Regions from separate parts of the Homo sapiens genome. Here all the other regions are linked to region 1. The links are chromatin loops, found by intact Hi-C in ENCODE. Cell type or tissue: OCI-LY7. All regions are shown on one strand.

What was found. A loop is a pair of places that touch in the nucleus more often than their neighbours do. Peaks named below come from ENCODE experiments on the same cell type or tissue, not always from the same donor. Only the 100,000 strongest peaks of a DNase experiment are listed, where the experiment ranks them.
Region 2: a loop joins it to region 1, with 3 times the contacts of the local background. A loop is called at or near these places in 16 of 110 quality-filtered maps.
Region 3: a loop joins it to region 1, with 5 times the contacts of the local background. A loop is called at or near these places in 4 of 110 quality-filtered maps.

The regions. Positions count from the first base shown.
Region 1 is chr12:130,913,291-130,921,290 of GRCh38, reverse strand. No RefSeq gene overlaps it. Among named protein-coding and RNA genes, the nearest start is that of ADGRD1, 37 kb to the left of the region's middle. In OCI-LY7, a CTCF peak has its summit at 4,915; DNase peaks (open chromatin) are centred at 4,520 and 4,910; H3K4me3 peaks cover 736 bases; H3K27ac peaks cover 492 bases.
Region 2 is chr12:131,101,716-131,109,715 of GRCh38, reverse strand. ADGRD1 (adhesion G protein-coupled receptor D1) reads right to left here. Exons shown (of 25, transcript NM_198827.5): 16 at 4,782-4,885; 17 at 3,851-3,962; 18 at 839-992. Among named protein-coding and RNA genes, the nearest start is that of LINC01257, 59 kb to the left of the region's middle. RefSeq lists an enhancer at 4,612-4,681. In OCI-LY7, CTCF peaks have their summits at 4,652 and 4,870 (motif pointing left); DNase peaks (open chromatin) are centred at 4,865 and 7,815.
Region 3 is chr12:130,975,125-130,983,124 of GRCh38, reverse strand. It overlaps ADGRD1 (adhesion G protein-coupled receptor D1), which reads right to left. Exons shown (of 25, transcript NM_198827.5): 5 at 1,062-1,241. Among named protein-coding and RNA genes, the nearest start is that of ADGRD1-AS1, 15 kb to the left of the region's middle. RefSeq lists an enhancer at 2,589-3,579. In OCI-LY7, a CTCF peak has its summit at 1,994; DNase peaks (open chromatin) are centred at 1,824, 2,174, 3,084, 4,064 and 1 weaker place; H3K4me3 peaks cover 4,403 bases; H3K27ac peaks cover 5,063 bases.

The DNA.
Region 1 (8,000 bases):
AACAGACCAATACACCAGCCTTGGCACAGCTGGGAGCAAGCCTGTGACTCAGGCTCTATGCAGATGGCCCTCTCCCCTGGCACTTTGAATCTCCAGCAGCAATGAACAGTCTGTACCTGCATCCTGGCCTCAGCTGTGATTCCTGCTGTCCAGCCTTCTGAAGTGCCCTTGGTTGGTTCCATTTTCCAAGATAGACCCTCTAGCTCCACAATGATGCTGTGAACCCCTGACGTCCTTTCAAAAATTCCCTTTTTGCCTAAGAAAGTCAGAGTGCTTGCAATCGAGAGCCCTGACTAATACACTTGATATCAGTGGAGAAAGAATGTTTACACATACTTCGTACATCCTCGGCCAAGCTGGCCACCCCGATCTCCCCTCCACTAGCTCTGATGCAATGGCTGAAGTGGCCACACCCTTGGCAAGATCTCCATGAACATGTCTTGTGAATTTACGACAATCCAACCAACCAGTCCTGGTCATTCGTTGGCCATAAAATGCACATTGGCAGAGAAGGATCCATGAAGCCAGTGCTGAATTCCAAGAGCAAGCTCAGATTTCTGAGCGTAAGTGATAAAACTTGATTCTGGGAGGAGAAAGGTCAGGATAATGCCTCCTCTGTCTGAGCACATGGACCTCCACTCTGAAGAGAGAAGAACAGGAGAGATGGCCAGAGTGAATGCTCAGGGGACAGAGTTTTGTTCCCTCCATTCAGCCCTGCTGTGGTCTCACCAATGCCTGGGCTCACCAGGCAGTTCACACAACTTCTGGATCTGTTAACTTTCCTCCTACGGTGGCGTCCCTAGATCGGAATGAAAATCTAATGCTGTGGCCGCTGCTGCAGCAAACAAACCCAAACACCGAATGGCTCACACGTGATGGATGTTTCTGTCTCATTCTCACAAGTCCAAAGGGTGCTTCCATGTAGCCAGCAACTGTGTCCTTCACGTGGTGACTCAGGGACCATGGTCCCTTCCATCCGTGGCTCTGTTTGTAATGTGTGGCCATTGAAGCTGCCTTGTTAGTCACCTCAAGCCAGTAGCAGAGAAAGGGAATGGCTGGCCGTGTGGCGGAAATATTTGCGGGTCACGACTGCAAGTGTCACGTACGGCTTCTATTCACATCCCATCGGCCACATCTAACTGTGAGGTGAGGCCAGGACATTCAACCACATGCCCAGAGAGTGAGGTCGTTTGCCCAGGAAGAGGAAATGTGTGGCAAGTGCTGACACTCGGCCACGCAAAGACTCAACTTGGAGGCTGAAAGTGCAGAAAACACCACAAGCAGCCATATTCCAACCCAAATGATCAGGGCAGGTGTGTATTGAAAGAAGGCAGTTCTCTAAATAGGTTTGTGTTTCTGATGACTGCCTGGTCTGCCCCTGGGAACTAAAGTCCAGGACAAGATGATAAAAGTGTGACCCCAATTAACTGCTCCAATTTCAACATGGGAGAATATGATTCCAACATGGAGAAATATGACTTCAACATGGGGGAATATGATTTCAACATGGAGAAATATGACTTCAACATGGAGGAATATGATTTCAACATAGGGAAATATGACTTCAACATGGGGGAATATGATTTCAACATGGGGAAATATGATTTCAACATGGGGAAATATGATTTCAACATGGGGAAATATGATTTAAACATAGGGAAATATGATTTCAACATGAGGGAATGTGATTTCAATGTGAGGAAATATGATTTAAACATGGGGAAGTATGATTTCATCATGGAATATGATTTCAGCATGAGGGAATATGATTTAAACATGGGGAAATATGATTTCAACATGAGGGAATATGATTTAAACATGGGGAAATATGACTTCAACCTGGGGGAATATGATTTCAACATGGGGAAATATGATTTCAACATGGAGAAATATGATTTAAACATAGGGAAATATGATTTCAACATGAGGGAATGTGATTTCAACGTGAGGAAATATGATTTAAACATGGGGAAGTATGATTTCATCATGGAATATGATTTCAGCATAAGGGAATATGATTTAAATATGGGGAAATATGATTTCAACATGGGGAAGTAGATTTCAACATGAGGGAATATGATTTCAACATGGAGAAATATAACTTCAACATGAGGAAATATTTAAACATGGGGAAATATGATTTAAACATGGGGGAATATGATTTCAACATGGGGGAATATGATTTCAACATGAGGGAATATGATTTCAAATAGAGAAATATGATTTTGACATGGAGGAACATGAGTTTTAGGTGCTAAGTATGAGCAACAGAGACGTTAGACCGGCAGACCCTTTGGAAATGGGCTGGCCCTCGATGCTCTGAGGTCATGGGGAAATCTTAGCCTCAACCAAAACAAACAAAAGAAAATAAAAGAAAACCACTCTTCTCGTGCCCTGGTTCAAACAGTTCCCTTTACAATTCTAAGCTGATGGCAGCATTGAGTAGCCGCACCTGACAGCTACTTTCTCCCCTTCTTCAAGGCCTGTTTGCCACCAGCTCCCTTCTCTGAGTGCAGAAAGCCTGTGAGGCTCACAGAGGCGAGGGCCGCCAGCCCGATGCCTGCAAGGTGGGGTGAAACCATAGGCACTCCATAAACTTGGCCACCTGGCCCCCAAACCACCTGCCACCCCTGGAGTCGACGGCTCCTCCTGCACCACCTCATAGCTAATGAAGGATGCAATCACGTTGGCCGTCTGGCAAATCTACATGTCTGCCAGGGCCCCGCCACAGGGCGCGGTGGGAATTAATACTGGGAGGTTGTGCCACGTTCCTGACGAGTGCAACGCGGGTCAGGGAGGGGTGACCTTTCCCTCTCCAGATGCCGTTCTCGCCTAGACACCAGCCACCCTGAAGGAACTGAAACAGGACCCCTGAAGTGAGCAGGCGCGTGTGGGCCGCTGTTAGCGCACAGCTTCTATCGAGACATCTAGAATATGTCTAGATGTCTAGAATATGTCTAGATGCAGAACTATCAATTCTAGAATTCCACGACGAAATCTTTCTCAAGGTTCAGACTCCGAGCCTCAGCGTTCTGCTCTGCTGCCCCCCTCGTGGAGATGGGTGTCTACTGAGCTCGCGGAGCAGGTGGGTGTCACCTGCGCTAACAGGTACTTAGTAAGGGGGTCCGTTCGTCAAATGGAAACACGCCACCCTTATCGTGAAAAGGGGAGCCGTCAGTCCCCACTTTCCCCTGATATCCACTATCTTTACCATCATCTAATGACGGAGGATGACCCGGTGTCCTAGCGGGATTACCAGGATCCCACCAACGCTAGCCTCACCTCCAGATACTCCACGCTCACCCAGCGTGTGCCCACCATGTTCCAACCACACAGACCAGCCGGGTCCTCCAAAAGCCCGCATCCCTCCTGCCTCAGAGGCTTTGCACACACGCCCCCTTTCCCTGGAATATGATCCACCCCACCCCACCTGTGGCTCTCTTGGCCAATGAACCCCGGTTCTTCCTTGAACCTCAGCACTTCCCCGACTTCTGAAGCTCACAGCCCCCGTTAGACACGTTCACAGCTGCCCGCTGCGCTTCCTCGCTGACAGCATTTAAAAGTTAGGAATTACCAGTCTCTGTGCTTGTCTCCCAAACTAAAATAATAAGCCTCAACAGGAGAGGTACCAAGCTGAGTCTGACTCACCCTTTGTCTCCAGCCGCTAGTGCAAGTCAGGCCTCCCGCACAGGGCTGCCCAATTTTCTTGAGTGAAGAGATGAGATGAATCCTGCAGGTGGTAAACAGGGTGGAGGTAGGCTACTGCCTTCTGTGGAAGTGCCTTCCTCGAGCTACGTACTGCACAGCACCCTAATACCGACGCGTGGTTCAAGAACCACTAGCCTCAGTGTCGGCCGGGAGCCGGTTAGAAAAACACAGAGTGCCAGGGCACCCCAAATTTCTCATGAAAGTTTGAGAGGTGCTGCACAGTGAAACTGAGGAAAGCATGCATGGACGAACAAAAACCTGTGGCTTTTGTCTCAGAGTCCCTTTGCTAAAATCTTGCCGATTGCCTCTTTCCAAGCATCAAGACCTGATATCCTCTGAAATCTCAGAAATCTCTAAAGCGATGATATTTGACAGACTTATGTGGCCTTACGAACCACCTGGATACCTCAAAGGACTTTTCCAGCTTAAATTGATTTATCTGATGCCCCCACAATTGACAGAGCTACTGCAGCTGGCGTCACGACGTTAAGAGCTGCCACAAAGTCTCCCTGTTTTCTTGAGTGTTTACGTTATACCTTCAATGATTGACCTTCCAGAGACACGATTTCACTGAGGCTTAGAACATTGAATTATTTCAAGACACAGCTCCACACACACGTATTAGTTCCCCTAAAAACCTGGATATTAGGTGCATCTGAACTACCCTAGGTATTCAGTGGCACAGCGTCTGCCTCGGCTTAAAATATGACTTCCCAATAACGTTGTTATTTCTACGATTCCTTTGCTGGCTGTGCATGCAGATATCTGCGGTTTCATGTGCCTCTTTGCAAAGGCAATCAGCCCAAGCAGCCGAGCGTAAACGCATTTCTAGTCGTCTGTGCTGCTCAGGGCGTCTCAGAAGACACACCAGTCTTTCCTCCCCTAAGTTGTAATGCTCTGAAGCACTTAAGGATTTCATTAGCAATGAACTAATCGCTGTTCTGCAAGACCTGAAAAGAAAATTAAAATGTGACCCAGAAAAGGACACCGTCCTTTGGTACTGCTTAGGCAGCCGAATCTCTCTTGTTCCAAACGACACCTGCTTGATGTGGCTTTTCTTCCGTAATAAGTTACAAATCCGTACTGCGATCATTAATCATGAGAGCCTCATCCACGTCCCCTTTTTGAGAAGGTGAGCTGGAGGGGTGATTACCGCGGACCATTTGAACAAAGGCGCGTAAGAGTGTGGCCACAGCGTGGAGCGTGAGCGTCCCCATGTGTCGCGAAGGGGAATTTATTCCATGAATGTCGCAATCGCCAATTGCACAGCGATTCTGAGAGGCGGCAGCCCGGCCGGGTCCTGCGTGCCGGGGATGCGGAGGTGCATTAGACAGTCAGGCGCCCTACCCCATAGCACATATTTCAGCTGGACAGCAAATATCTGTGTGCCCCACAAACAAGTCCCAGAGGACAGGGACCTCTTGCTTGGTTTACCAAGAATCACTGAGCGTCTAGAAAGGGTTTGGCACAGGTGACCAATAAATATGTATCGAATGAACAAATACAAATAAAAAGACAATTACGCATTTTGGGCAAGGCATGTTGGCTCACACCTGTAATCCCGGCGCCGTGGGAGGCCAAGGTCGTCTTGAGACCAGGAGTTTGAAACCAGCCTAGGCAACATAGTAAGACCCCATCTCTACAAAAAATTAAAAAATAAAAATTAACCAAGCATGGTGGCACGTGCCCGTAGTCCCGGTTACTCAGGAGGCTGAAGCAGGAGGATGGTTTGAGCTCAGGAGGTCGAGACTGTAGTGAGCTATGATCACACCACTGCACTCCAGCCTGGGTGACAGAGCAAGACCCCATTTCAAAAATTAAAAAAGAAGGAAATTATGCATTTTAAAAATGTGGTTGCATGGGCCGGGCGCGGTGGCTCACGCCTGTAATCCCAGCACTTTGGGAGGCCGAGGCGGGCGGATCACGAGGTGAGGAAATCGTGACCATCCTGGCTAACACGGTGAAACCCCGTCTCTACTAAAAACATGCAAAAAAAGTAGCTGGGCGCGGTGGCGGCGGCCTGTAATCCCAGCTACTCGGGAGGCTGAGGCAGGAGAATGGCGTGAACCCAGGAGGCGGAGCTTGCAGTGAGCCGAGATCGAGCCTCTGCACTCCAGCCTGGGCCACTGAGGGAGACTCTGCCTCAAAAAAAAAAAAAAAAAAAAAAAAAAAAAAAAAGTGGTTGCATGTTTTTCTTCTTGAGTTTGAAGAGTTCTGGTATATTCTGGATACAAGTCCTGTATCAGATATGTGACTTTCAAGTATTTTTGCCCATTCTGGGATATACATACATTTTCATTCTCTTAGCATCATTTGAAGAGAAGAAATTCTTGATTTTGATAAAGTACAATTTATAATCTTTTTTTATTTATAGATCATACTTGTGTCATATCTAGGAATTATTTACCTCACCCAAGATAACAAAGATTTTCTCCTATGTTGTCTTCCTGAATTTTAGCAGTTTTAGGTGTTACAGCTAATTCTATTACCTTTTTTGAGTTAATTTTATAGATGATACAAAATATTAATTGAGGCTTGCTTTTTCTGCCTATGGATGTCCAATTTCTACAGCATAATTTGTTGGAAAGATTATCTTTTCTCCGTTGAATTTCTTTTGCAGCTTTGCCAAAAATCAATTAACCATATGCCTATGAGTTCATTTCTGGACTCTCTACTCTGTTCCATTGATCTTTTTGCCTGTCTTTATGCCAATACCACACTGTCTTAATTATGATAACTTTGTAGTAATTCTAAAGTCGGGTAATGTAAGTCTACCAACTGTACTGATCTTTTTCTAAGTTGTTTTGGTTCTTCTAGGTCCTTTGTACTACCATTTAAATTTTATAATCGCCATGTCAATTTCTTCAAAATCTGCTGAGATTTTTATTGGAATGGCATTGAATTGATAGATCAATTTGGGGAGAATTGACATCATAATAATACTGAAACTTTCAGACCAAGAGCACAGTCTATGGCCCATTCATTTAGACCTTCTTTCTCTTAGTAGTGGGTTGTAGTGCAGTGTCCTTTACATCTTTTGTGTCTACATCATTTTTATGCCTTTGTAAGTTATATTTCTATTTCAATTTCTGCTTGTTCATTATGATTACAGAAATTCAATACATGTTGTATATAGATTTTATATCCTTTTTTTTTTTTTTTTTTGAGACAGAGTCTTGCTCTGTCACCCAGGCTGGAATGCAGTGGTGCGATCTCAGCTCACTGCAACTTCTGCCTCCTGGGTTCCAATGATTCTCCTGCCTCAGCCTCCCCAGTATCTAGGATTACAGGTGCATGCCACCATACCCAGCTACTTTTTTGTATTTTAGCAGAGATAGGGTTTCACTGTGTTACCCAGGCTGGCCTTGAACTCCTGAGCTCAGGCAATCTGCCCACCTCGGCCTCCCAAAGTGCTGGGATTACAGGTGTGATCCACCGTGCCTGGCCCACTTTTCAATTATAGCAGCTTTTTTGTAGATCATATAGAATTTTCTACATATACAATATACCATCTGCAAATAAATAATGCCTTTACACTTTCCTTCCCAATCCAGTTCCCTTTTATTTCTTTTTCTTGCCTTATTGCAAGAGCAATTGCACATTGCACTGCACCTCCAGACAACATCGAGTAGACACAATGAGAACAGGCACTCACCCGTGCCTTGCCCTGATCATAGGAGAAAGTCTTTTTAGCTGCTTAAGTATAAATATATATTAACTGTAAATTTTCCATAGATTTCTTTCATTATGATGGGGAAGCTACCTTCTAATTATAGTTTGCAGACAGTTTTAATCAGAAATGGATGTTGAAGTCTGTCAAATGCTCACTAGGCTTCTATTGAGATGATCGTGTAATGTAGCTCCTGATATGTTTAATTATATTGATTAATTTTTAAATGTCAAGTTAATCTTACATTTCTGGGGTAATGCCTACTTGCTCATGATGTATTATCCTTTATATATATGTTAATTTGGATTTGCTAATATTTTAAGAATTTTACTCAAATATTGATGTTCAGTGCTATAACTTTCCCTCTAAGAATGTAATGCTATAAATTTCCCCCTAAAGCCACTTTAACTCATCTCATAAGTTTTGACATGCTGTGTTTTCATTCTCATTTACTTCAAAATGCTAATTTTTCTTTTGGTTCCTTTTTTGACTTATGGGTAGACATGTGTTATTGAGTTTCCAAATACTTAGAGATTTTGCTGAGTTTTTTTTATTGATTTCCAATTTTTCCAACTTTTTATTCCACATGACCAAAAAATATATTTTGTAAAAAAAAAAAAAA
Region 2 (8,000 bases), 190 kb before region 1:
ATCCAACAGCAGAATATACATTCTTCTCAAGGGCATATGGAACACTTTCCAGGATAGATACTTACTAAGGCATAAAACAAACCCTAATACAGTTAAAAGGACTGAAGTCATACAAAATATGTTGTCTTTCCACAATGAAATAAAATTAGACATCAATAATAGAAAAAAGTGAGAAACTCATGAATATGTACAAATTAAACAACATAAATAATCAATGGGTCAAATAAAAATTAAATAAATTTGAAAATACTTTGAGATGAATTTAAAATGAAGACACAAAACATACAGGATGCAGCTAAAGCAGTGAGTAGAGGGAAATATATAACTATACATGCCTATATTAAAAAAGAAAATCTCAACTCAGTAACCTCAACTTTCACTTCGACACACTGGAAAAGAAGAAGAAACTAAAGCTAAAATAAGCAAAAGAAAGGAAATAATGAAGATTGAAGCAGAAATTAAAGAAACGGATAATAGAAAAACAAAAAAGAAAATCAAACCAAAAGTTGGTTCTTTGAAAAGATCACCAAAATTGATAAACCAAGTCAGGAATGTTGGAAATGTTTCCAAGTGATGGGGACTTTTTGCCTTTGATTAGCCAGTGGATTCTCCTTCCTATTTGGGTCTCTAGGAGGCACCAAGAAGGATAATATGAAGATGAAAGCACATCTGACTTTCCCTGTCCCATCCGATCAAACCCCATTCCCACCTCCCCCCATCCCCACCTGCCCCTTCTGTCCCCACTTCCACCTGTCTCATCCTGTCCTACCTGCCCCATCCCCACCTGTCTCTTCCTGTCCCTCCCGCCCCGCCATCCCACCTGCCCTGCCCCACCTACCCCATCCCATCCCATAGTAGTAACGGTGCTTGCTGTCCTCCGACCCAAAGACCTTGATCACCATGCTGTAGAGGTGCAGCCCCTCCACCAGCATCCATGCGAAGGCACTCAGGAAGAAGTAGTGTAGGAGCACGGCCATCACTTGGCAGGGGGTCTAGGATTTAACCAGAGATGGGAAGTGAGACAGCTCTGGGGTGGGCCCTGGGCGTGGCTATGATCCCAGCCTCCCAGTATCCATGTCCTGGGTGGTCTTTTGGTCATGTGACCATGTTTCTTCCCAGGGTATCTTCCTGTTGCTCAAGCCCAGGGATTTGGGTGTAGCGCTTGACTCAGGGCTAGCCAATTACAGCACCATGTTGCCCCCAGGGATGGTGATTGGTTCAGGAGAGGGCACAGGACTCAGGCCCAACCAATCAGCAAAACTATCCATTCCTTGCAACAGGATTGGCTCAGGGATGGGCACATGACTCACCTGGTCCAATCAGGGTGGATTCTGGGGCTAAGGCAGGGACTATGGAAGAGTTTCCCTCCCTTCAAGTGAGGACTGGAGCAAGGAACTTTGGAAGCCACGTGGCTCCCAGAGAGGTGTGGAGCCTGCCGCCTGCCATGTGGCTGAACCCTACATGCTGGGACTTCTAGTTCTAACTAAATTGACTGCAGCTTCCAAGTTGTAGTTACCCAGAACTGAAAGGGGCTCAGGCGACCATGCTGCTCCATAGGCTTCCCCTCAATAGGGCTCAGGGACAGAAAGGCAGGGCCTTGGGAACCTCTCCATTCCTTGCCTGGGGCCTGGAGGCCCCAGGTGCCCAGGACGGAGAGAGTTGGGCCCTGCACAGTGCAGCCTCAGATCCTCCTGGGGCTCCACTCCTCTGCTCCCTGTGAGTCCAGGTGCTGGGAACAGCCAGGGCGTGTCCCTTAGCTCTAGATAAAAGGTCCAGGAAACCAGAGCCCAGGAAGGAACACAAACCAAGGACCCCAGGACAACCCAGCTCTGCTGGCGCTCCAAGTTCTGTCCTTCAGATACGCCCAAGGCAGTTAGTTCTCAGAGAAGAAATGTACAAGCCACTAAATGTGTTTCTTGTCATCATGATCTGTTATATCTAGATACAAAATAAGACATACCTATTATTTTTGTTGGCTCAGCAACCCCTGGCCCTGTGTCTTCCAGGACCAGCTGCCCCTTTTCCTTGGGGAGCAGCCCCTTCCTACCCCAGAGGCTCTGGTGGGACCAACCATTACAATCATCCTCTCCCATCTGGGCACAAAGGTTTACCCTGTAGGCATATCACTCAAACAGGACCAACTGGAGCCCTTCCCTGGGATTCTGACCCAGGTCTCTGGGAGAGCGGGACCCATCAGAGCCCTTCCCTGGGATTCAGACACGGGTCTCTGGGAGAGCGGGACCCATCAGAGCCCTTCCCTGGGATTTAGACACGGGTCTCTGGGAGAGCAGGACCCATCAGAGCCCTTCCCTGCGATTTAGACACGGGTCTCTGGGAGAGCGGGACCCATCAGAGCCCTTCCCTGGGATTTAGCCACAGGTCTCTGGGAGAGCGGGACCCATCAGAGCCCTTCGCTGGGATTCAGACACAGGTCTCTGGGAAAGCAGGACCCATCAGAGCCCTTCCCTGGGATTCAGACACAGGTCTCTGGGAGAGCGGGACCCATCAGAGCCCTTCCCTGGGATTCAGACACAGGTCTCTGGGAAAGCGGGACCCATCAGAGCCCTTCCCTGGGATTGAGACACAGGGTTCTGGAGGAAAGATGCTCTCCCAGTCCCCTAGGGCCACCAGCTGGGATTATAGACACCTGGAGCTGCTGCAGACCTGCCTCCCCTCCTGCTGCCAGCACACAGTGGGACCTTGCTCCCCAGTATGGACTTGAACAGGCAGCGTCAGCATCACCTGAATGATTGATAGAAATACAGCATTCTGAGCTCCACCCAGAGCTCCTAAACCAAAATCTGCACTGTAAGGAATCCTCATGGGAGGTTTCACACCGGAGCCTGAGAAGCGTCCAGCAGGAGAACATGAGGCCAGTGCACACCCCATCCATTCCACGGTGCATCCAGGAACTTCTCAGATGCTCCCGAGTCTGAGGTGGGGTGCCCTGTGAGGGAGGTGCTTGCTGCCACATGAAGGTGGGTCTGTCCATAGGCAGCAGCCCCAGGACATGCATGGGGACAAAGGGCTCTGCTGGGCAGTGAGGAGGAGAGGCTCTGCTGACCCGCTAGGCATGGGATAAAGCGTTCATCTTCTGTTGGCCAATCCTGATTGCACCCTAAGACCACAGGCTTATCCTGCTGGGTTCCTAAGAGCTTCTGCCAGAACCAGCTCCCTTTTTCCTCCCACACATGGAGCAGGCAGCCCTCTGTTTTTCTCTTCCATCAACTAGCTTACAAGCCCACATCATTCCACTGCTGGGTCACTTCAGAGAGTCTCAGCTCTTTGCCTTCTGTGAGGTCTAAGACTTCTTAGGGCCCCAGAGAACCCCCCACTCCATGCAAAGGGCAGGGAAAGATGGCATCTAGGTCTGCAGGTCTGCTTCGCTGAACAGAGGTGGCACAACTGTTTGCTGTCAAGCAGCTGATGAAGGGCACAGCCTGCAGCCAATAAGAGTCTTGGTCTGCCCACACCAGGCCGTCAGCTTGGCCAAGGACTGTGAGCCCTGTGCCCCAATTCCTTTATCTGTAGGCTGAGAGGATGACAGCTGGTTAGAGGGTGACATGGCTTCACAGATGCAAGCCCTTGTCATGGTGCCTCGCGCGTAGCTGGTGCTAGGCAGTGTGAGTGGGTGGCGGCAGCGGCAGCTTTACCCGAGGCTGGCGTGCAGCACAGAAACCAGCTCATGCACGTCACGATCTCTGCTTCCCCCGAGAAAACCACAGCCCTGGTTGTCTGGGGAGATGGGTTCTGAAATTTGAGTTGAAAAAGCTAGCAGAAGGTGCCACCCGGTGACATCCGAGGAGGCAAGGGAAGGACAGCGCAGGAACACGGAGCTGCGCCCACTCACCGTGCCCGGCTCGAGGCGGAAACTAATGAGCAGCAGGACCTGGGCCACCAGCACGGCGAAGGACAGGTTGGCGTGGATGTGGTAGCGCTGGTTCCGGATGGTGCTCACGGAGCTGAGGACAGAGGCAGGGTGTGAGGCCTGGGCCCTGCGCCGACCCAGTCCCCCAGGCTGGGCTCCCTGGCCCCACGAAGTCCCTATATCCATTCCTCCAAGAGCAGCCAGAGGGGTTGCTGTCACTCCCTGCTGTGGACCATCGATGGCTCCCTATTGCTCTTGGATCTGACCCCAGCTCCTTCCATGCCCACACAGCCCTACACAGTCTGACCCTGGGCCATGGCTCTGCTCTGAGTTCCTTTCTTTCCCAGCTCATGTTCCTGCTTCTCAAAGCCCCAGCTTATTCCAGCTGTGGGGCCTTTGCATAGCTGTTCCCATGCAGTAAACCCTCTCCCAGGTCCCCGCATGGCGGCCCAAATGTCTCCCTCAGCGTAAGCTTCCTGACCACTGCTGGGACCTAGCTGCACCCCTCGCTCTCTGCCCTGCTGCCTCGTGGCGTGATCACAGTGAAGATGTTTGTTCTCGCTTTTGTTTACTTGGTTATTGTCCAGCCCCCATCCAAGCATGTTCTCATCTCTCTTGGGCACAGTCGGGCCCTCAAAGCCGACCACACGCCTGTGCTGAGGAACGTGGGAGCGAGAGTGAATATCTGAGCACAGGGCTGAGGTGTCCCCAGGCCCATGGCCATCCCCTTTTGCCTGGCTCGGGTTCCACCAGAATTCCTGTGCCTGGGCTGGGGGCCTTTCCAGACCTTTCCAGCTAAGCCTGGTGCTCTTACCTCCACAGCCCCTCCCCTCTCCCGTGTCTCTTCCATCTTGAGATCTGGGTGCAGGCAGGGGCCGAGAGACTGTTGGGTGGATTAGAAAAGGGGACTCACGACAGCACGGCGAAGGTGACCAGCGTGGCCACCAGGCAGAGCACGGAGAGGGAGCAGCCCACATAGCTGATAGACGACAGCGCCACCTGGTGTCCGCGTGCAAGCTGCGGGGAGCAGAGCAGAGGCGTCAGCAGCAGGCCCAGGCACCCCATCGGAGCCTGAAGCTGCAGAGGGCCCAGGTGGGTGCACAGCTGGTCCCCTGTGAGTGTGGTGCTGACCACCAAGCCTGCCTCCCAGCCCAAATGTCTGTTGCTGCCACCGACAGAGGCCGGTGCTGGGGTTGCAGCCCTGGTTCTGTGCGTGCATGTCCGGTGCCCCGAGGTGCCCTACAGAACACTGAGGCTCCCTCAGCCACAGTCTCCAGACTGTGGCTGCCTGGCCCGGGCAGGCGCTGAGCCTCCTGTCTACACTGCAATACACAGGGCTGCAGACTAACAGTCAGCCCCAGAGCCAGACCTCCCGGGTTCAAGTCCCAGCTGGGCCACGTCCTGGCTGACAATCTGGGCCATGTGACACTCGGCTGTGAAATGAAAATAATGACCCCTCTCCATTCCCACAGTGGCCGCAAGGACTCCATGAATTTACAAACATAAAGTGCTGGAGCAGCTAGGGAAGAGCTGGTTACCGCCCCGGCCTGAGGCCACGACCCTCCCAGTCCCCGCACAAAGTAGTGCTAGGGAAGAGCTGGCTACCGCCCCCGCCTGAGGCCACAACCCTCCCAGTCCCCGCACAATGGCTGCCGCCTGCACACTGTGGGCCTCAGGAAAGCTCTCTAAATGGACACGGTGGTGATCGCCAGCACCCGTGTCTGCTGGGTCCCAACACCTTGTGGGAATGAGGCAGAACAGAACACACCTGGGGATTAAGCGGCTGCAGGGCCACAAAGGATAGAACCGAAGCCGCAGTTCACCGACCGCACAATCCAGACGGCGCCCCCTCGGTTCTGAAGTCGGGGCCTCAAGCTCAGACACATGTGACCCTGCGCTCCAGGAGGCTCCGGGCTCCTAAGCCACAGGCCTGGAAGGGCAGCCTCCCAGCTGCTCACGTGCAGGAGGGCGCCACGTGCTTCCTCCTGTGGCCCATGGCTCTTGTCAGAGGCCCAGCTGAAGCCTGAAGCCTGCATCATGCTGTCCCTGTCCGGCACTGAGGCCCCAGACCCCAGACCCACGTCCCCCCGTCCTCCGAGACGCCTGCCTCCAGCTTCCTCCTGTGGCATGCGGGTAGGGGGAGTCTAAATGCCTTCTCCCCGATCACCAGGACAAAGGAACAAAAGGAGGCCACTCTGAGTGTGTAAGGAGCTGTTGGCAATGAGGGAGGAGATGCCGCAGGCCCAGGGGGCCCCAGCTCAGGGTGAGGCAGGTAGTGCACTGGACCACGGGGAGCAACCTGGGGCCAGGGGGCCATGGGAAGCCCGAACACTCAGCAAGCACCGCCTTCAACTGTGATTCACAGCGGAGTGGGCTCACGCCCGAGGGGCTACAGACGTGCTAGATTCCTGGGTGCGTGGGGCTGGGGTAGGGGCAGCCTGGACGCCACAGCCTGTGCCTCCCATTTTAGCAGGAGCTCATTTTCACCCTGCAGGCCCTGGTATCTTCTCTGAGAACCAGTGCTTGCAGAAGGCAGGGCCTTGGCCTGGCCCCCTTCAGGAGTGAAACAGCTGTTGCCATGACACCAGCAGCATTTCCCCTGGAGGGGCCCTTTTGTGCTCTCCGGCTCAGGGACAAGGCAGAGAGGCTGAGGGCTGGGCAGAGCCACCTGTGCTGAACGCCGGCTCAGGCCTCAGCAGGCAAGGACCTGCGCACAACTTCCAATTTCCCAGGGGCTGGACTTCCCTCTCCACGGACGTTGTGGCTATCACGGGAAAGGTGGGCACTGCGTGGCCAGGGCCAGGGAGACGGAAGAATCCCCCTTCCAGGTTCATGATGCCCCAGGGAGAGAGGAGGGGCAGTCACAGGGGAGCCCATCAGTATCCCTGAGGATGAGAGGGAACTTTGAAGAAATGGGGCCCCCGTCCCCTCAGGAGAATGGCTGCGGTTTCTTGTTCTTGTTTCTGGTTATTGCAGAATCATGCAGTTAGGGGTAGGAGAGCCCCACTACTCCTTCTCCCATGGATAAACCTTTTTCCTTCAACTCCTGGGCCTGGCCTCCCATATTTGAGAAGACCTTCAGGCTGTTGACCTCTGACCCCTGGGAATCACAGCCATGCCCGTGGGCTTCCCTGCAGCAGGTGCCACGATGTCCCCTGGGTGTGTGCCTCCATCTTGGCTTCCCCTGACCCTCATGGGCTCTCCTGCACTGGGCTTGAGGAACTCAAGGTGGAGACTTTGGTGAACTCACACCGACTCTGCCCAGAGCCCACTCCCTATCGCTGCCTGGCAACACCCAGGGCACCTGGGACGCTGTGGGCGAACAGGGGCCTCCCGGGGGCCCGAGGCTGCCCAGTGCTGCCCATCTCTGCTCCACCAGGTGGGAGCTGAGGTCACAGGCATCTTCTGCCAGCAGAAGGGGCCTTGTGGGAGGGGTAGGCACTCATCAGTCACCTGCCGAGTATGTTTGGCAAAACAAGTTCCTCAACAGGCGGGTGCTGCCAGTGCATTCCCACCGCAGCATTCTCGGCAATGGAAACAAACATCTCCACCTGCAGACCGACGGGCCAAGAGCTACTCCCATTAATCGCATAGCCGCGGTGGGTGAAGGGAACTCAGTTTCTAGGCCACATTCCCCACGCTAAGTGTGTGACACTCCAGTTTCCGCATGACATTATTAGCAAATTGTCCATGAAATGATGTTTCTGCTTTCAGATAAGTTTGGAAAAAGCTCCATTCTCTGCACCCCTTAAAAGACTTTTTGGATGAATATAAAGCCACTTAAGAGTTCTGAGGATTCTGCAGGTAAAATAAACCCCCCTGTTCAGCTATGTTCAACTTGGCATCTCTTAAACTCTTTGGAGGAGGAAGGGAAGAGACCCAATGACAGCAATAGAGATGTGGTTTAAGAAGTGCTGTTTTAGAGGAAGTGAGATGTTTCAGAAACTAAGAATAAAACCAAATACAGGACACACTGACATTATACTGGATATGCAATCTTTCTAAGACAACTGAAAAGTCTTGTCTCTCACACTGATCTCTGCCTAGAGATGGAAGTAAGGGTCAGTTACAAGAGTTTTGGGCCTCAGCAGAGGGAATGGTTCTTGGAAACGAACGTCCAGCTCTTCAGCAG
Region 3 (8,000 bases), 62 kb before region 1:
GTTAGGGAAGGTGCCCAGGTTCACACAACTACCAACGTCCAGAGGCGGGATTTGATCCAGCCTGTTTGGGTCCAGAGTTCACGCTTTTTAATAACTGGGCCATGCAGCCTCCCTTAAGAATGAGCCAGAAAATGGATTTCCCTTAAATACATCAAAGATGTTTCCTACCGGAGGAGATCATCCTAGGCTTTTGTGCTGCCCCCTCCACCTCTGCCCTTCCCTTGTTGGGCTCCAGTCCTGACTTGGCCCCCACTCCATGCCACCCTGAGTCCTTCTGTGTCCCCAGCCACCTGTTCCCCTTCTCCAGCTTCCACTTCAGACCTTCGTCAGCCTCTGCAGCCTACTGCCCCACGTCCATGTCTCAACACCCACCTGCAAACTCAGCCAATGTGCAGGGACTCCTGTTCTCTTCCCACACATCCAGGGCCCCTCCCTCCTCCAAGACCACGCACAGTCCAGTGCTTCATGCGCTCTCCCCTAGCCCCTTCCTCTGCTCCCCGATTCTTCAGCCTCTCTCTCCAAAAGCTTCTTCTCGTCATGCTTTAAACAATTTCAAGTCTATACCACTAAGAAGAAGGAAGAAGAGGAGGGGGAGGAAGAGAAAGAGGAAGAGACAAAGACTGTGAGAGAAAAAGGAGGCAGATGAGGAGGAAGAGGGAAAATGAGAAGGAAAAGAAGGAGAAATGTAACCACTGCTTGCACTTTGCACACCATATCTTCAGCTTAATGTCCTGGAAACCGTGAGGTAAGTACTGTCAATATCATCTGCACATCACAGGTGTGATCACTGAGGTCAGTGTGGTCAGGTAACCTACAGCAGGCACACAGTGCACGGGCAGACGGAGCCCAGGCTCTGCACCAACCAAAGGCGGCTTACCAAGGGCACCTCCTTGCCTCTCCCCATGCACCTCCCCAACAACCCTTAAAGGAAAGGAGCTCGGGTGCCAGGAGGCAGCAGCATCCCTGGGCTCCTTGGGCTGCGTTGGGCTTCTCAGCGTCCATTCTCAGAGAAGACTCCACTCCTCCAGGCAGAGCCTCCCGGGACCGATGCTGTCACTCACCTGGGGGGCTGAAGGAGGCCTCCCATGTCATGGAATTGTCCCGCGTATACAGCTCCACAGAGCCTCTGCCACCGCTGGAGCAGACTTTGAACCCATTGGAGATGACCTGTCCCCCATACGCAGAAGGGATTGGTCTAGACTGTTCTCCTTGTGTCTTCCAGAAAAAAGAAAACGTGACCCCTGAGGAAAGTCACAAGATCAGTTATTCACAGAGAGCAGGGGACTTGACTTCTCGCAAGCACATGGTTCTCTTTGCTTTTTATTTTTCATTCGAAAAGCATTTTGTCCCCATTCTAAAGGCAGTGTATGTTCAGTTCAGAAAATCCAGACAGTGATATTTGCTCATGTTTATTAAGGGCTCACACAGTGCCAGGCACTTTTCTAGGAGTTTGAAATGAATTCTCGCCTTTTAAAAAGTACAAAAATCCTGCTTCATCCCCACTATACAGATGAAGGAACTGAGGCTCATTCACTCAAGGTCACCAGTGACTGATGAAGATCGCTGCAGCCCCAGGCAGTTCCCCGCCCCCACTCCCCGGGATCATGCAAATGTGAAGACCTACACCCTCCAGGTTTCTCTCCTATTCCTCCAGAAATGTGGTTAGGGCGGCTCCTTCCTAAGCCTCTTCTATAAATAGATTTTACAAAGACACGAACCATCTCAGGCACACTGGTTTATAAACAACATTTCTATAAAGTTTACTCCACCGTGAACTTCCTCCGATGTCCATAAATACACTGTCACGTTGTCACTTTTATGTCTGCACAGCGGCGCATTCTAAACAAGCACCACAGTCTTTTTTTTAAACAGCAATCCCCTGTTGCTGGATCTTAAGGTTTTCTTCCACTTTTTGAAGAAATTTTCAAACAGAACTTGAAGCAAATTCTTTTGCATATCTCAGACTATATGCCTTTAGGATACATTCCCAAGAGGGCATTTCTTGCCAAAGGGAAGCACACTTTTAAGGTTGTTGATATCTTCAATTGTTCATTTCCCGCAGTTGGATACAGAGGGGGCAGCAGCTGAAACCTTTTTCAAGACTCTAGTCTGCACATTCGTGGTAAGTCCTGACCCCAGGCCCACGCTGCGGGGGAGGAGGGATTGCACCTGGACTAAATGGTCTGAGCGACGCATGTTAGCATGAATGAGCTGGCTCATTAGTTCATGTTGCCTCCGCCACCAGCAGCAGATAGGACATACCTCAAATGTGTTGTGGCAGTATATTACAGTAAATTATGACAATTAGATATTGTACCTTTGTGGGTGCAAAGTCCTACTGTGATCAATGTAAACATGGAAAAACAATGTAATTTTTATGATCCTCATGTGGGATTTCTCCATGTTTTTACTATAAGAGGAACTGCAGGCCGGGCGCGGTGGCTCACGCCTGTAATCCCAGCACTTTGGGAGGCCGAGGCAAGTGGATCACCTGAGGTCAGGAGTTTGAGACCAGCCTGGCCAGCATAGTGAAATGCCGTCTCTACTAAAAATATAAAAATTGGCCGGGTGTGGTGGCATGCACCTGTAGTCCCAGCTACTCAGGAGGCTGAGGCAGGAGAATTGTTTGAACCACGGAGGCAGAGGTTGCAGTGAGCCGAGACCACGCCATTGCACTCCAGCCTGGGCAACAGAGCAAGACTCTGTCTCAAAAAAAAGAGGGTCCAGGCATGGTGGCTCACGCCTGTAATCCCAGCACTTAGGGAGGCCGAGGCGGGTGGATCATGAGGTCAGGAGATCGAGACCATCTTTACTAACATGGTGAAACCCCGTCTCTACTAAAAATACAAAAAATTAGCCAGGCGTGGTGGCAGGTGCCTGTCGTCCCAGCTGCTCAGGAGGCTGAGGCAGGAGAATGGCGTGAACCCGGGAGGCAGAGCTTGCAGTGAGCCGAGATTGTGCCACTGCACTCCAGCCTGGGCGACAGAGCGAGACTCCGTCTCAAAAAAAAAAAAAGAGGAACCGCAAAAGCCCAGCTCCTGAGCATGCCCCGCACCCACCCCGACCGCTGTTCTGCACTCACACCCACTGGTCTGGGGGCCGGGCTCTCTGCTGAAGGGGAAGTCAGGGCAGGGCCTGGCTGGAGGCTCTGTGGAGCTTGGGCCTCTCTGGCGTTGCATTTTGGAGCTCTGGTTGTCTCTATTCCACTTCTCTGCCTCCAGTAGCATCTGCCCACCTGGCCCTTCTTTGTGTGTAAACTCCAGTGTGTGTGTGTGTGTGTGTGTGTGTGTGTGTGTGTGTGTGTGTGAGACACTAGCTGCCTGTCTGGATTCTGCCCCTGACAGCTGGAAATACATCCAGCTGCCTCACCCCCGCCAAGCCTGGCCCAGGCACATGGGTAAGAGGGTTCAGTGGTGCTGAGAGAGAACACGTGCCCAGAACTGGTCCAAAGAGGCCCATGATGGGACGGTGGGTGCAGGGGAGAGGCAGAAGGATATTTGCCCTGGGCTTTATTTCTATAAATGGTGCCAAATTTAGACTTTAGACCTTACCTTCACATGAGGTTATGGACACAGTCTTAGAGAGTCACTGAATTCAAAGAAGACATTTGTCATTCGTGTATAAGGCAGTGTCTCATTGCCCACCATGCTTTCTGTGATGCCTTATGAATTAACATATCTGTTAGAAGTCCTTCAAATGTCTTGTGACAATATATCAAGACAACTATACCTTTGTGAGTTCAAAGCCCTCGCAGGATTCAGGAAAAACACAGCATACATTTTATAACCCTGGTATGGAATTTCCCCATTTTATTTTTTAAGAGAAGAAGAACCTCAAAAAAATTGGAAGAGGCCTGGACCTTTCTGGACCTCTGAGAGGCTACGGGGTACAACTCCAAGCCCTGCGGCATCTGTCCTTAGGGCTCCTGGGAAAGAAAACAGCCTTCCCGAGTGCCCAGTAATGTGGGTTACCGCAAAAGGGTGCGACTGTGGGGGTTGCACAGAGGCCTGGGGCAGCTGACGCTGGTGTCCCCAGACCTGGCTGGCACCACCCACACCCACCTCATGAACGGGCTTCCTGCAACACCTGCCTTGGGCGCTGAGGGGTACAGAAGCCAGGACAACCCCCCGAGCCTCCCGCCACTTCCCTGCCTTGGGCGCTGAGGGGTACAGAAGCCAGGACAAACCCCCAAGCCTCCCGCCACTTCCCTGCACACTCAGAAACAACCCGTTTCACAAGGAAGTCAGCACAGTGCGTTGTGAAATTTTTGTTATGAAACAAATTCCCAGTAGGATTCATGGAAGTTAATTTTTTCCAAAAACTTTGCTGCATTTTAAAATTTCTTTCACTCAATTCAAAATGAGCCTGTCTTGGCCAAATGTCTTTCTGTTCAGGAAGAAAAATAAAAATAAAAAAATTCCATGTGGTGTTAGGTAAGGGTAGATCGAAGGCCATCCATGGTGCCGGTAACCAAGCTTTTCATTTAGTTAACTCAACGCACAAAACAATGACTTCTACCTGAGCAACAGCTTATATTTAAGTATCAATTCACGTCTTCATAGAGTCATAACAAATTCACAATGTGCCTTCCATATTAGCCTTTTAAGGAACTTTGCCTCATGGAGTTGGGCCATCAATACAACAAGGAAAAATCTGAAGGAAAAAGAAACAAGCACAATATTGACAAACTAATTTGATAATTTTTTCTTGTTATAAGCACTGAATCCTAAAACATCCAAAAAATAAAATGAGGAAAGATCTTTTTTGACAAGACAAAAAAAGGAAAAATAAAAATCTAGGAGTCATAAGAAAAGACTAATAAATTTAAGTGCATAAATATAATATTCTGCAAGGCAAAAAAAATTACCGTAACAAACTCAAAGACAGACAACCATCCAGGGAAAGAATATTTGTCACAGATTTACTAGATGAGAAGTTAATTCCCTTCATATGTAGAGACCACGGCATAAGACAAAGGATGATTTCTAGCAGGTGAGGAGAACTTATATGGGCTGAGGTTAAATCCTCCCAACAACCTGTGAACTAGGGGTCATTACTGTCCCCATTTCACAGGGGAGAAAACTGAAGCACAGGGAGGTGCGGTAACTTGCCCAAGGCCACACAGCTGGTCTGGGACGAGTCAGGATTTGAACCCAGGCAGCCTGGATCTGGAGTCTGCGTTTGTAATCACTGTGCTGTGGCTCCCGCCCTTCCCTTGGAGATCATGCATGCAGCTGCCCTTCCCAGGCCCACAGACTCAGCACCCTGCAAGAGCATGATCAACACATGCCAACAAAGCAGCGGCCCAGGAGGGCGCGAGGTTATACAGGCATGCGGGCCCGCCTGGCGTCTGTACCCACACCCCAGTCACCACAGACCACACAGCTGAAGGCTGACTCGGGCTGGGCCTATCAGAATCACCAGGACTGACCCAGGCATGGGCAGGCTCACCTGACAAAACCAGAACTTGGAGCTTCTGAGCGGATGCTGCTCCCACACCAGGAAAGCAGCCTTGAGAACAGAGCTGGAGCAAGGCAGGGACAGGGTCTGATGGCCGTTCTGGCACCCGGACCAGCCTGTGGCCCACCACGTTTCCCAAAGAGCCACGAGGATGCGCGTCCCATACGCTTTCACGCAAGACTCAGAGCCCGTTTCCCGGCTGCCTCATGGGCCCTGTGCCTGGTGTGGCCAGGAGGAGACACTCGTTTGCATATCGAGCCTTTAAAATTCTCACTCCACACCCCCACCCCAAAGCCCCACTCTAATCGCTTCCTGAAATGACTGGGGCTGTAGGACACCCACTTTCCCCATGGGAATAAGAAATTCTTCCCTTTCCCCTTTCCCTGCTCCTCTAACAAAGCCACACGCAGGCCATCCTGGGGAATGGCCACCACCTTCAGTCACAGCGACAGACAGCAGAGAGTCCTGCAGGCTGAGGAAAACTGGAAAATGCTGGCCCTGCCTTAAGGGGCAGTCACTCCTTACCCCTGACCAACTGCTGCCAGTGGGGTGCAGGGGAGCAGTTCTCATATTTTAAGAGAAGTCAGAAGTGTAGATTTTTAAATGAAATTTTCCCATATATAAAGGTTGAATTTTTTTGAGACAGTGTCTTGCCCTGTGGTCCAGGCTGGAGTGCAGTGGTGCAATCATGGCTCACTGCAGGCTTGACCTCCTGGGCCCAAGTGATCCTCCCACCTCAGCCTCCTGAGTAGCTAGGATGACAGGTACACACCACCTCGCCCTGCTAAATTTTTTTTTTTTTTTTCATTGAGACAGGGTCTTCCTGTGGTGCCCAGGCTGGTCTGAAACTCTTGGGTTCAAACAATCCTCCTGCCTCGGCCTCCTAAAGTGTTGGGATTACAGGTGTGAGCCACTGTGTCCTGCCAGAATTGAATGTTAATTTTAAAAGAAAAACACTGAAAGCACCGGGAGAAATTCCATTTCTGGAAACCTCGTGGGCTGGGGTATTTGGATCCACCCACCTGGCAGGAGACAATGTAGAAAGTCTCACTCTAAAAACAGAAGATCAACACGGCGCCCACCAAACCAAGCACGTATAGTCAGCCGCGGATTCCGGGATGTGGTATCACATGAGTTGCGAGAATCACCTGGAGAGACTGGCTAAAAATGCCGATTCCCAGGCCTTGTCCACTGAGACTCAGAATCAGCACGTCCTGGTTGGGGCCTGGGAACCTGCAGTTGCTGCCACCCAGGGCCTACGAGCTGTACTTGGAGATACACTGTGCCACAGCATCGTGGCAGCTCAGGCTCATCTTGCATCCTCTCTGGGCCTCAGTTTCCCCATCTGTTCAAGGAGTGTGCTGAATGAATGCTTCTCTGAGGATCATCTGCTCCACAGGCCTCCAAGCCCCCTGACCCCAGATCGCCTGAGTAAGAGAGTAGCTAGATCCCTGCCAGGCCCGTGTCCCCCAGGCCCCTCTGGAAATTTCTATCCTAAAACTCCACCTGCAAGTATCTTAGCAAATTGTTGACAGCGTTTTAAATTTAGGAAACAAATGCAAAGGGGGAAAAAGTCAACTCAAAGCTGAGAAGAGGGAAATGGCCGTGCGGAGATGCTCCAGCTGCTGCCTCGGGACCTCAGCAGCCTCTCTGGGGTTTATAAGCAGAAGAAGTTCTTAATGCATGTGAGGAAAAAGCAAAGGAAACATTCACAGAGGGAGGAAGGTGAAGCTGAGGGGCTAATCGGGGAGGCTGCCTTTCCCAGGAGCTGCCAAAGCCATTCACAGGAGAGCTGGAACTAGAAGCAATGGGCCGAAGTTACTCGAGACGGAATTTAGCCCAATATCAGAAATAACACACTAAAAGTCAGAGGAGTCCAATAGCGGAATGGGCTTCTTTTTCTGCCGTTGTCTGTGTTTTTACTTGTTATATCAAATAACATCATCTTAACCGACACAGCAATAAATCAGAGGTAGAAATGAGAGTAAGCAAGGAAGAATTACCTAATAATCTGCACCTTGATGCTGGAAATGACCTTTTTTGGATTTTATGCAATCAGTTCCCTTTCATTTAACTTTATTATGGTCACAGACTTCACATGAGATCTACCTCCTAGCAACATGCTTGAGTGTCCAGTCAGTATTGACTATAGGTTCAATGTAGGGGAAATGATTTCTCTAGGAGTCGTGAATGGCCCTTGTTCAGTATTCAAGTGAAGGTGCAGCAAACCCTGGATGGAGATGCATTCAGTGTGCAGTATCTATGGTGTGCCAGGCACTGAGAACTCATCACTGGCCAAGGCAGACTCAGTCCTCGTCCTCACTGAGCTGAAGACCAAGTAAGGGAGACGGAAGTGACAGGCCATCGTCGGCCGTGCAAGTTGTGGGAAGAAATGTAGGGGGAGCAATAAGGGCATGAGACAGAGGAACTCACCTGGACTGGAGCTCATCCCCGTAAAGTTTACACTTGAGCTGAGCCTTCAAGGTCTCCAGGTAGGTGAAAGAAGGTGCCAGAACATTCCAGCAAGTGCCCCTTCCTAT